3 separate regions of the Homo sapiens genome follow, and all the other regions are linked to region 2. The links are chromatin contacts, found by Hi-C in ENCODE. All regions are on one chromosome and are shown on one strand. The core of a region is the stretch at or near the end of the contact, and the rest is flanking DNA. Distances in the headings are between cores, read along the strand shown. Region 1 holds the start of DNAJC25-GNG10 (DNAJC25-GNG10 readthrough). Region 2 holds the start of ABITRAM (actin binding transcription modulator). Region 3 holds the start of ECPAS (Ecm29 proteasome adaptor and scaffold).

Evidence for each region. A loop is a pair of places that touch in the nucleus more often than their neighbours do. Pooled maps may share reads with other maps.
Region 1: a loop to region 2 is called in a map of CD4-positive, alpha-beta T cell, with 14 times the contacts of the local background. The contact joins the promoter of DNAJC25-GNG10 here to the promoter of ABITRAM in region 2. A Hi-C loop is called at or near these places in 4 of 168 maps with a recorded cell type or tissue (CD4-positive, alpha-beta T cell, CD8-positive, alpha-beta T cell and naive thymus-derived CD4-positive, alpha-beta T cell), 1 of 37 single-sample maps with no recorded cell type and 11 of 50 pooled maps.
Region 3: a loop to region 2 is called in a map of CD8-positive, alpha-beta T cell, with 5 times the contacts of the local background. The contact joins the promoter of ECPAS here to the promoter of ABITRAM in region 2. A Hi-C loop is called at or near these places in 1 of 168 maps with a recorded cell type or tissue (CD8-positive, alpha-beta T cell), 1 of 37 single-sample maps with no recorded cell type and 10 of 50 pooled maps.

Annotation. Positions count from the first base shown.
Region 1 is chr9:111,628,935-111,632,796 of GRCh38, forward strand. DNAJC25-GNG10 (DNAJC25-GNG10 readthrough) reads left to right here and starts at 2,400. Exons shown (of 3, transcript NM_004125.4): 1 at 2,400-2,809. The coding sequence starts at 2,474. It overlaps DNAJC25 (DnaJ heat shock protein family (Hsp40) member C25), which reads left to right and starts at 2,400. Exons shown (of 4, transcript NM_001015882.3): 1 at 2,400-2,809. The coding sequence starts at 2,474. LOC107987116 (a long non-coding RNA gene) reads right to left here and starts at 2,269. Exons shown (of 2, transcript XR_001746897.2): 1 at 2,106-2,269. RefSeq lists enhancers at 2,264-2,353, 3,084-3,133 and a silencer at 2,444-2,733.
Region 2 is chr9:108,933,136-108,936,574 of GRCh38, forward strand. ABITRAM (actin binding transcription modulator) reads left to right here and starts at 1,265. Exons shown (of 6, transcript NM_017832.4): 1 at 1,265-1,430; 2 at 2,503-2,554; 3 at 3,173-3,302. The coding sequence starts at 1,352. ELP1 (elongator acetyltransferase complex subunit 1) reads right to left here and starts at 989. Exons shown (of 37, transcript NM_003640.5): 1 at 729-989. RefSeq lists an enhancer at 232-461 and a silencer at 1,212-1,491.
Region 3 is chr9:111,482,044-111,485,848 of GRCh38, forward strand. It overlaps ECPAS (Ecm29 proteasome adaptor and scaffold), which reads right to left and starts at 2,340. Exons shown (of 50, transcript NM_001364929.1): 1 at 2,073-2,340. RefSeq lists silencers at 970-1,389, 1,660-1,779, 1,900-2,439.

The DNA.
Region 1 (3,862 bases), core at 1,150-3,649, 2.7 Mb after region 2:
ATGACTCACTCATCTCCTTCACTCTTCCAGAGCCAACGACTAAATACTGTCCATTTTGCTGCATAAATATATTTTAACTTTTTTCTATTTCTTTTCCTTTCCCAGAGCCACTACCTAGAAATAGACCTGTAGCATCTGTTACTTGGACTTTTTTTTTTTTTTTTCCTTTGAGACAGAGTCTTGCTCTGTCGCCCAGGCTGGAGTGCAATGGTGTGATCTCGGCTCACTGCAACCTCTGCCTCCTGGGTTCAAGCAATTCTCCCAGGCTCAGCCTCCTGAGTAGCTGGGATTACAGGTGCCTGCCACCATGCCTGGCTAATTTTTGTGTTTTTAGTAGAGATGGGGTTTCACCATGTTGGCTAGGCTGGTCTTGAACTCCTGACCTCAGATGATCCACCCACTTCGGCCTCCCAAAGTGCTGGGATTACAGGCTACTTGGACTCATAACTGTCTCCTAATGGTCTTCCTGATACATCCCAACTCATTTTCCCAGGCAGAGTAATGGTTCTGAAATGTCAATCCGAAGGTGTCACTTTTTGCTCAAAGACCCCATATTGGCCTTTCCATTGCTCTTAAGATAAGGAACAACTTCTTTGACATGGGATAAAATGACCCTTTGCAACTTGGCTTTCTCCAGTTTCATCTCCTACACTCCTTACCTCTACTCCTAGTCATATAGGTTGTCTTTCATTTTTTGAAAAGCTTTATTATTATTTTTTTCTTGCCCATGGCTCGTTTCTCTTCTTGGTACTTATTTCACACTCCCTTGTCCCCAAACTCCTCTCTAATTCACATCCTTCAAGCCATTCTCTATTCGTCCTCCAAAGTCAGTTTAGCTGTCAGCTCCTACTGGAATTGATGCTTGTAATTGATCCCGATCCTAATAATTTCAGGAGACCCTCCCATGTGTTTCCATTCATTTTATCTTTCTCATTATATATATATATAAGCATATATATAAGCCATATATAAGCATATATAAACATATATGAGATACAAATGTAAATAAGCATATATGATACACAAAATTGTTATTATATATATAACTTTTGTATCTCATTACATATACATGTATCTCTCTCATTACATATATAACTGTATATGTTGCTATATAGTCCCATGCAATATTTAGTGGGCTGAGGTGAAAAATAGACACATATATGTTATATATGTAATGACAGAGACATATATGTGTAATGAGATTATATATATTATATATGTAATGAGGGAGATATATGTAATGAGAGATATATATTTATTCAATGAGAAATACAAAATTATAATGTATATTCATTATGTATTATAAGTATATAATGCTATGTATCAGTATTTGATTTCACTTTATTAAAAGAGTTGATTATATCTGAACGTTTATTTATTTGTTACTGACTGTCATCCTCCATCAGAATATATGCTCTCTGAAGTTGAGCTTCTTGTTTACTTTGCTCACCACTGTATCCCCAGTGCCTAAGTAACAGTGCCCGGCTCAGAGTAGAGACTCAATAAACATTTACCAGATGAATGATAGAAACAGATTTTTTGAGGCAAAGTTTTTCATGTTGCCATATAGTCCCATGCAATATTTTGGACATACTTATACTAAAAAATTATTATCTGAAATTCAAATGTAGGCCGGGCACGGTGGCTCACGCCTGTAATCCTAGCATTTTGGAAGGATCGCTTGATCCTTCCAGCAGGTTGTCCCGGGAACGCGCAGCCCAAGGTGGACGCACAGACCCGCGTACAGAGATTTTTTATTGTCATGACTGGGGGTGGTGGCACTACTGGCATTTAGTGTGGAGAGGCCAGATATGCTGCTAAACATCTTACAATGCAAAGGGCAGCCCCTCAAAGGCAAAGAATTATCTGGTCTAAAATGTCAATAGCGTGGAGGCTGAGAAAAACTGAACTAGATGGCTATGAACTTTCAGGGTCCCTACCTAGTACACAGGCAGCGCCTAGAATTGCTAAGTTCATCTTCCGTTTGGAAAGGCAGCATGGGGTTAGTGAGAGGAAGGCGCCCGGGGCTGGTGGCTGGCTTTAAAGGCCTACGTGCAAATCTTCTTGACGCTGATAACGGGATGCGAGAGAGCCAGGTAGGTTACCTATTGCAGCAGGTCAAGTGATGATGTCGAAAAGGATGCGTGTGCCGGACACTGTGGAAGGTAAAGCGCTCCGCACAGCCCGCCTAAGTGCGCCCGGGACAGAGCCATCCCCCAGGTGCTACCAAACAAATCCTCCAGCTGCTGGTACGGGGAAGGTGTTCAGTGACACACCGGAAGCAGCCTAGTGGCTGAGGCGTCCTTCTCCCTACCAACGGGTTGCGAAGGAAGTAGTTGCTGTAGCCGCGCCCTGTGCGCCTGCGCGGAGGCGTCGGCTGCTGACGTGTAGCTGGGGCCAGACGGGACTAGCCGGGCGCGCGGCTGAGTGCTGCAGAATCGCTGGGGTGGCAGAGCCGCCAGCGAGGCTGGGGATGGGGGCGCCGCTGCTCTCTCCCGGCTGGGGAGCCGGGGCTGCCGGCCGGCGCTGGTGGATGCTGCTGGCGCCCCTGCTGCCGGCGCTGCTGCTGGTGCGGCCCGCGGGGGCCCTGGTGGAGGGGCTCTACTGCGGCACGCGGGACTGCTACGAGGTGCTGGGCGTGAGCCGCTCGGCGGGCAAGGCGGAGATCGCGCGGGCCTACCGCCAGCTGGCCCGGCGCTACCACCCTGACCGCTACCGGCCCCAGCCCGGAGACGAGGGCCCCGGGCGGACGCCGCAGAGCGCCGAGGAGGCTTTCCTGCTGGTGGCAACCGCCTACGAGACACTCAAGGTGAGGCCTGCGGGCGTGGAGGGGCTTCGAAGACTGGCCGCGGGAAGCCCACGGCGCCTTCCGACCCCGGTCCGCGGAGCGTGGGCCTCTGTGACCCCGAAACTGAGCACAGCCACCACCGCGACCTTTAAGATACTCACGTTTCCCACGTGGCCCTGTGAAAGAGCCGAGTCGGCCCCACGGGGCCTTGGGGGGCACAGCTAGCCTCCTTGCCCTCTTCCTTTTTGTGACATTGTTATGCAAAACTTTGGCCATCTTACGATTTCGTGAAAATATTTTAATAACGTGCATTTCACATTCGAAAAGCAGGGTGATCATTATTAGTAGGATCTGGGGTAGCCCACAACAGGGAAAGTCTCGAATATCAAGTGACAACTGTGATCGCATCAGTTTGATATGACAGAAAATTGGTTTCTGGAAATAGTGTTAATGGTGACGCTTAGTTTGGGTTTAAGGAACTAAGAAAACACTGAGAAGAACAATGAACACCAGTCAAAAGGCTGGATGTGAGTCTTTGCTGTGACACCCCTGTATGACCTTGGATAGTGACTTATTATGTTGAAATAGCTGTTTCTTCATATGCAAAATTAAGGCCATGATACCTCCTCTCAGAGTTATTATGGGGATTAAATGATAAGTGTGCGAACCGCCCCCCTTTCCATAGGATCCATAAATAGGTGCTTAATGACTTGGGTACAAAACTCTGAGAATTTCTAGTAGGAAATATTTTGTGAATATGTATTTGTATTTCATTTGACAGGTTTTATTGAGTCTTGTGGGGATGAGAGATTTAGCCCGATGCTGTTTTCTTCTACTACTGCAAAAAATCAAACCATCTAGGACATCACGAAGTATAAATCGTACTTGATGGTGGTATTACTGCTTGAAGGGCCCCATCATACTAATGCGTCAGCGATTGTAGTTGTAAAGTATTTCTTTTCTAGCCTTTTTTTTTTTTTCCCGAGGCAAAATTTTCTATGTTGCCAGGTAGCCTGCTTTTAATGATTGTACTTTGAGTGGATATAATTTTACCTTGGATTGTTCCTCCAGATT
Region 2 (3,439 bases), core at 15-2,514:
GCACATCAAATGCGACCTGGAAAGCAAAGAACTTGCTATTCTTCCCCCAAATGACAGTTCCCACTATTTGGGGACAGACCATTTCTACTCTATGTCCCCAAGCTGAAAAACTGTCTTTGCTGCCTTTTTGCTTACTCTTCATACGGATCTATTCATTGATTAGTTCCGTGGCTGTCAATATACAGTTGAATTCTTTACGATCCGGTTTGTGGCCTACATCCAACACCGACTGAGCACTTGCTAAGTACTGGGATCTGAAGATTACTCAGCCACTGTCTCCACGGAGATCATCGTTAACGGGAGAGAAAGCCACGTAAAACACCACGTTAGATGGAGAAGCACAGAGGACACCACCTCCACGAAAAAGTCTCACACGCGAGAAAGGACCCGCACCACAGCACCCGAGCCTCTATTAACCGCCGCCTTCCATCGTGAATTAATACTCTCGCTTTCAGCGTTATTATCAACCCCCTGCAAGCAATCAAGAGGCTGGGTTAAGTCCGGCTGGAGGGGCAGCAGGCATCCCTGGGCTGTCGCGCCTCCCAGCGCCCCCGATGGAGCAGGTGGCAAGGCTGCAAAAAGAATTTAAGGCTCTAGGAAAGAGGTGGTGCAGCCCGCACTCCAGTCCCCGGCCCGCAGCAGGCAGAGGAGGCTCCGGGTCTCCTTCACCCGGACACCGCCGGCGGAGAGGTCCACTCCCGTGCCCCTACCCTGGATGGATCGCTTACCTGAGGACCCCCAAACAGAGGTGCGTCCGGCCTCGCCTCCCCAGCCACGCGCAGCCGGCTACCCAGAGTCAGCTCCCACAGTCCGCACCCAGAGTCGGCTCCGAATTGCGCACGCGTCTCTGTCCGCGGCTCCCGCTCTCTCTCCGACGGCACTAGGCCTCCAAGGATGGAGGCGCCCTCCAGGGGAAAACGCTGAAGCGCTGCAAAGAAGCCAGCGACTCAATGGGTGCGTCAACTAGGCAGCCGCAGCACTGGGAGTGCGGCGCGGGAGTGACGTCACCAGGCGGAGGGGGCGAGGCCGGGCCCGCTTCTGGTCACTTACGGCGGCCGGCCTTCTTTGTAGGCCTGGCACCGTAGAGGTAGAGGAGCTACATTGGCCGCGTCCCCTGTCCCTCTGCCCTCTTGCCCATCTGCCCAAACTTTTGTATTTGATCTCTGTTTTGATGTCGAACCCCAAAGCACTGTAATTGGGGGGGGCGGGGGGGGGGGTGGAACCTGCGGACCTGAGAGCAGCGCGCGTGCGCACGACACGCGCTGTGCGCCGGAAGAGCACGCCCAGTCCGGGCTGCGCGGAGGAAGCGCTGGGGTCCCGGAGGGCGGGGGTGGCGGCGCCGGAGGTCGCCATGGCTACCGAGCCCGAAGCCGCGGAGCCGGTGGTGCCTTCGCTCGTGGATCGATACTTCACTCGCTGGTACAAACCGGGTAAGTGCGGAGTGATGTTGATCCCTCCTTGGCCGCACTGGCCTAATGCTGTGTAGACTATGTTGACAGATCATAAGCCACGCGCGCTCTCCCTGGCTCTCCGTCCCCACGTCAGAAGGCACTGGACTTCTGTGTTCCGTCTAGCCCCAGGGAATGGCATTTGCAAAGACCTGGTGGCCTGAAATACTTCAGGGCGCATTCTGGGGCCGGCGATTGCAGTGCGAGCTCTAGGGTGTTGCTCGCAGTAAGATGAGTACTCTAAACGGAGGCCCCAAAGGTAGGCGGAGGGCTAGGTTGCAACAGTCCTTAAGTGCCTGGAGGGATTGAGGGGCTCACTCTCACAGGGAGTAGCGATACATAAAATTATTTAAATGATCAGATCGAAACTAAGGTAGAGGCAGTAGGGATGGCGAGAAGAGGGTGGGTTAGATTAGAGACATTTAGAAAGAAGAAGAATCTATACATTTACCTTAAGAGACGCCATCTGCCACTTAGAAGTAGGTATTCTTTTTGTACTGTTTTGTGTAAGCAGAACCAGTGGTGGGAGCATCGTTGGGGACTCTCCTTTCTTCCTTTCATTCAGTGATAATGGTTATACTCAGTTTAAAAAATATATATTGTAGCATATTTTCTGTTGGCCAAACATAGGGTGACCAACCTGTCCTAGTTCACCCATGACTGAGGGGTTTCCCAGAATGTCGGACTTGCACCAACATCAGGACAGTCCTGGAAACCACCAACAAAAAATATATATCATAAAGAACGGGATGCTAATTGCATTTTCCTAGCAAAAATACTACGTGTACTCATTTTGAAGTGAGTGTAAAGTAAGATGGAGCAAGGAGTTAATTACCTTAATGTTGAATAAATTATTCTATCTGGGCCAGATCTCTTTAAATACTTTCTAGGAAACCTTTAGGTATGTCTTTTTGAGTAATGAAGGGATACCCGTGATCAGCATGCAGCATGTATGTGTCCAGTCTTCATTATCAACTATATGACCCAAAGAAAGTACCACATAGTGGTAGTAAATATTGATTTCAGCCACCAACAGACTCATGTATTCTTCTAGATGTCAAAGGAAAATTTTGTGAGGACCACTGTATACTACAGCACTCTAACCGGTAAGCAAATTGGGAATTTTAAATTATCAAAAATTTTTTTTTCCTGGTATTGTAGCCTGGTATGGTCTTGTGGTCTTGGATTGAACAAATGTTCACTAAACAAACATGCATTAATTATCTTCTACTGTGTTGAAATGGTATTATTATAGGAGTTTGTTTGGCAAGAATGAGTATTCCAGTGCCTGGCCACTCTGAACATATAAATTTGATTACTCAAACATCCAAATGGAGGACCACATCATCAGCTGCTACTTGAAGTGGCCAGTCTGTGCCCAACTACTGAACTGTTCAGAGCCCACAGAAAGGGCTACGGTAGAGACATGTATGGTATCTCGTATACACAGGCATGCCTTATTTCTTTGTCTTCTACCCCAGTGCTACCTACCTAAAGACCTCTGGTACTCTTCCCTTTCCTGGGAAAGAAATTCAATCTTGTTTTCTCTTTTATTATTGTATTCTCTATTCTACAGTTATGCCCCAATAGTAGCCAAAGGAAAAAGGGGGAAGATGATAGTTTGACTAAACAAATACCAGTTCATACATTCTTGTTCCAATAGGAGTTATGGGAGGAAAAATTATTCCAAGCAATCACACAGGATCAACTTTTTCTCCTTGTAGAATATGTGTCATCACATTGGCAGAATCTCATCCAGTTCTTCAAAGTGGAAAAACAATTAAAAGCATTTCCTATCAGATCAGTACCAACTGTAGCAGACTTCAGAACAAGGTCTCTGGGAAATTTAAGCGGGTATGTTCCTGTAATTCTGTGATTATCTACTTACATCCTCTATATTCATGGTAATGACAGATCCAATGAACCTTAGAATCCAGTAGCATATGCTTAGCATACTTCTCTAGCAGTTTGAGGTGCTAATTTTAGGTATA
Region 3 (3,805 bases), core at 1,090-3,589, 2.5 Mb after region 2:
AATGTACTCAATCCCACTGAACTGTACACTTAAAAAATGGCTAGGACGGGAAATTTTATGGTATGTGTACTTTTCTTCCAATTAAAACAAAACATGGAACTGATCTCAGAAGGCCTGGTGGTGCTTCCACGTGGAACCGACAGAAGAGCAATCTGTAGCCCGCTTCTCTCTCTAATCGCACCATGAGACCTTGTCTCCTCCGACTCTCCAATCTGCTCAGGATCACACCAAGTGTTTACTTCAGCTTCAAAAAAAGCAAACAGTACTCCTGCTCCACCAGTTCTGTGTCAAAGCAGCAAGGAACTTAATCTCTCCAAACCTGCCTCCTCTTTAAAACAAGGATAATTCCTACCTATCTGCCTCACAAGGTTGCTATGAGGGCAAAAGTGAGATCATGTATATAAAAGTGGCTTTAAACTGACAAGCACCAGAAAAACATACATTACGTGTATAACTACTTTCATATGGAAATTCAGAAGCGGCTTTAACAACGTAAGCTTCATAAAGCTTGCAACACCTCACCCATGCTTTATTCCATTTAAAACCCACATCATCTTCAAATAACACCTTTCTTGTTTTTGCCATAAACTGAAGGGCAGCATTGGGAGAAAAAAAAAAAGGGAAAGAAAGAAAACCCTTGGGGGGGAGAACACTCAAAACGCAATCAGAAATTATCTCACATGTCCTATGTCCTATGAAACTTCGGTATTTATGACCCCAGCGTGGGTCCGCGGCGCCCCGGAACTACACTTCCCACAAAGCATTGAGGCGAACCCCGGCGGCGGGCGGGGCGGCCTGGGATTCAGGGTGACCACCGCTCTCCCCAGACAGGGACCGCCGTCCCCGGGAAGGCTGCACCGCGTACGATCGAGGGGGCACTAACTCTCCTTTCTGAAAGCGCTGTCACCCCGTGGTTTCTCCTGCGGTTCGACCGGCGACCCTCTCCGCCCTCCCTGCTCCATCTGAGGGTCACCGCCTATTCGTGACCTTTCGGCTGATTACTAGAGTGTCACAAAAAGGCACCTTCTCCCCCTTCCCGAAAGCTCCATTTCTATAACTCAACCAGCCGTCGGGGACCCGGGGCCAGGCGGGGTCAGACGGGACGGGCGGACACTGCCCGTCACCCCGGGGCTCCGGCCCTCCCGCCAGCCGAGGCTCAGTGGGCAGGGGGCTGGGCTCCCCCGACCCCGGGCCAGGGCGGATCGCGGGCAGAGGTGGCTCCGCCCGGGGCTCCGGTTTCAATTTCGCAACGTGACGGTGCAAACCTGAGGCCTACAAACGCCAGCGGCGACGGTCCGCGCCCCGCCCGTCCGCCAGGCCCGGGCTCCCCAGCTCCCCGTACGCCGCGGCCGCCGCCCGCCCACCGGGCCTGGCGCCCCAGCCCTCATGCGGCCGCCGGCCCCCGGCACCGCGCGGCGCCCGTTCCGGCTCGCGGCCGCAGGTTCGGCCGCGGCACTTACTCAGCTCATCCTGGGAGGCGGAGGCGGCGGCCGCAGCCATGTTGCGCCGGGGAGGGAACGAGGGAGGGGCTGGGGGGGCAGGGCGCGGCCGGGGGGCTCGCGGCTCGCGGTGCGGCAGGGGCCGCGAGCCGCCTCCGTTCACTCGGCGCGGACCGCGCTGTGCCCCGAGGCCCGCCCGCCGCCGCCGCCTGCGTCCTCCGCGTCGCGAGCGTCGCCCTTCGCTGCCCCCGCGAGCTCGCGACTCGGGCGCTCCCGCAGCCTCGCGCCTCTGCGGAGCCGCTGCCGCTGCCGCCGCCGCCGTCTGTGCGGCCGAATCCCCGTGCGCCAGGCCCGCGCGGCGGCTCTGCGACTCCGCGCCGCGCTCGCCCAACTCACGCCGGTTTTATATTTAGAAAGAGCTGAGCCATCCTCCCAGCGGCCCCCCCGCCGGGCCCCTCGCGCGCCCGCCCGCCCTCGCTCGCTCGCGGCTCGTCCTGCCCACCTGTCGCCGCCCGCCCCGCGTGCGCTCCCCGCGCGGACTCGACACGCGGCGGCCTGTGCGGGCGGCCCGGCCTAACCGCGCCGCCGCGCGCGCAGGGCCAGTCCCCCGCGGCCCGGGGGCGGGCCTCTGACCTGAGTCGGAGCCGGTCTCCATGCCGCGGACGCTGCGCTCGGCGCCGCGAGGTGAGGGCTGTAGAGCGAGGCGTTCGGCGGGCCGGGCCCCGGGGAGCCGCGCGCCGCAGTCCGTGAGGGGCTGGGCCGAGCGGGCCCGGGCTGCCCTAGCGGCCGGGGGAAATCCTCGAGGCGGGGCCGGAGCGCCCTTTTCCGAGGTCTGCGGCTGTCACGTTGGCTGGGCCCGACCTGGGGAAACACGCCTGTCCAAAGGAAGAGACGTGGACTCAGAAAAGTAGAGCCGGGCTCGGAGTCGGCGGGAGGAAGCCCCGCCCTGCGCCTCCCGCCGAACTTCTCGGCCCCGGCGCTGACTCAGTCCCGGACGAGCCCCTGCGCCGCAGCGGCCCCCGACAGCCCAGTTCTGGTGTGGAGGTGGCTGGTGCTCCCAAAACGGCTAGCGGGAGCAGGGGGTCCACTCAGCCCTGCAAAAGTTAGATAAGGCAAGATTCCTAAAGTTCACATGGAAGTATCTATGCCTATGTGAGCTCTGAGATTTTGTTCAGATACCCTATGTTCTTTTCGGTAACTAGAGTGATTTATTTTCGATATGCTGATTTTAACTTTCTGCCTTCGCTTTGTCCGTGAGGTCATGTACACTTGCAAAATGAAATTCAAATTCAGGGGTTGCATAATTGCTGTACTTTAAGTGATGGTACTGTCATAACAAATTAGATACAAGATCAGATACTTTTTTTATATAAGAAGAAATCAAGTCTTAAATAGATTGAAATTGCATTTATTCCTTAAAGCAGAAATCTATAAAGCCCTAAGTAATGTCTTAAAAATGGAATATATGTCATTCCTGTTGTAACATAGGCCAAGTACAAGGTACAACACTGAAGACATTTTTATTTCCTTTATTGTTTTTGTTATAGAAATTATACATGATCTTGGGCCGGGCGCGGTGGCTCACGCCTGTAATCCCAGCTCTTTCGGAGGCTTAGGCGGGTGGATCACGAGGTCAGGAGTTCGAGACCAGCCTGGCCAACATGGTGAAACCCTGTCTCTAATTAAAAAATACAAAAATTAGCTGGGCGTGGAGGCGCGCGCCTGTAATCCCAACTACTCGGGAGGCTGAGGTAGGAGAATCGCTTGAACCCGGGAGGCGGAGCTTGCAGTGAGCCGAGATCGCACCACTGCACTCCAGCCTGGGGGACAGAGCGAGACTCCGTCTCAAAAAGAAAAAAAAAAGAAAAATTATACATAATTTTTGTAAAAAAAAAATGCAAATGATTTGGAGTATCATAAAATTAAAAGTGAAAGTCCTTCCTCCTAGCCCCACCATCCCACTCTGCAGAGAAATTATGACTAACAGTTACAGTTAAGTGTGCAGAAGACCTTTTCTCTGGACATATATATACAGCCCCATGTATGGCTTTGATGGGGACAGGTTTCTACAATAAAGTTCTGGATCAATTATTCCTTCACACACATTGTTCCATGTTAATTCAAAACACTGCACTACCATCACCCTTTTTTGTTTGTAACTTCATACTACACTAAGTTAACCAACCCCTTTTTTCATGTATGCTCCTCTTTTATTTGATGTTGCCTCCAAAATAAATACACAATGAACTACTTACAAACAATAGAGAGGTGTATACAGGTCTTCTCCCAACTGCATACCCACCATCCCCCCTCATCCCACTCATGCCCATAAATAATCCCTATTAACAGTTTGGTGCATTCAACCT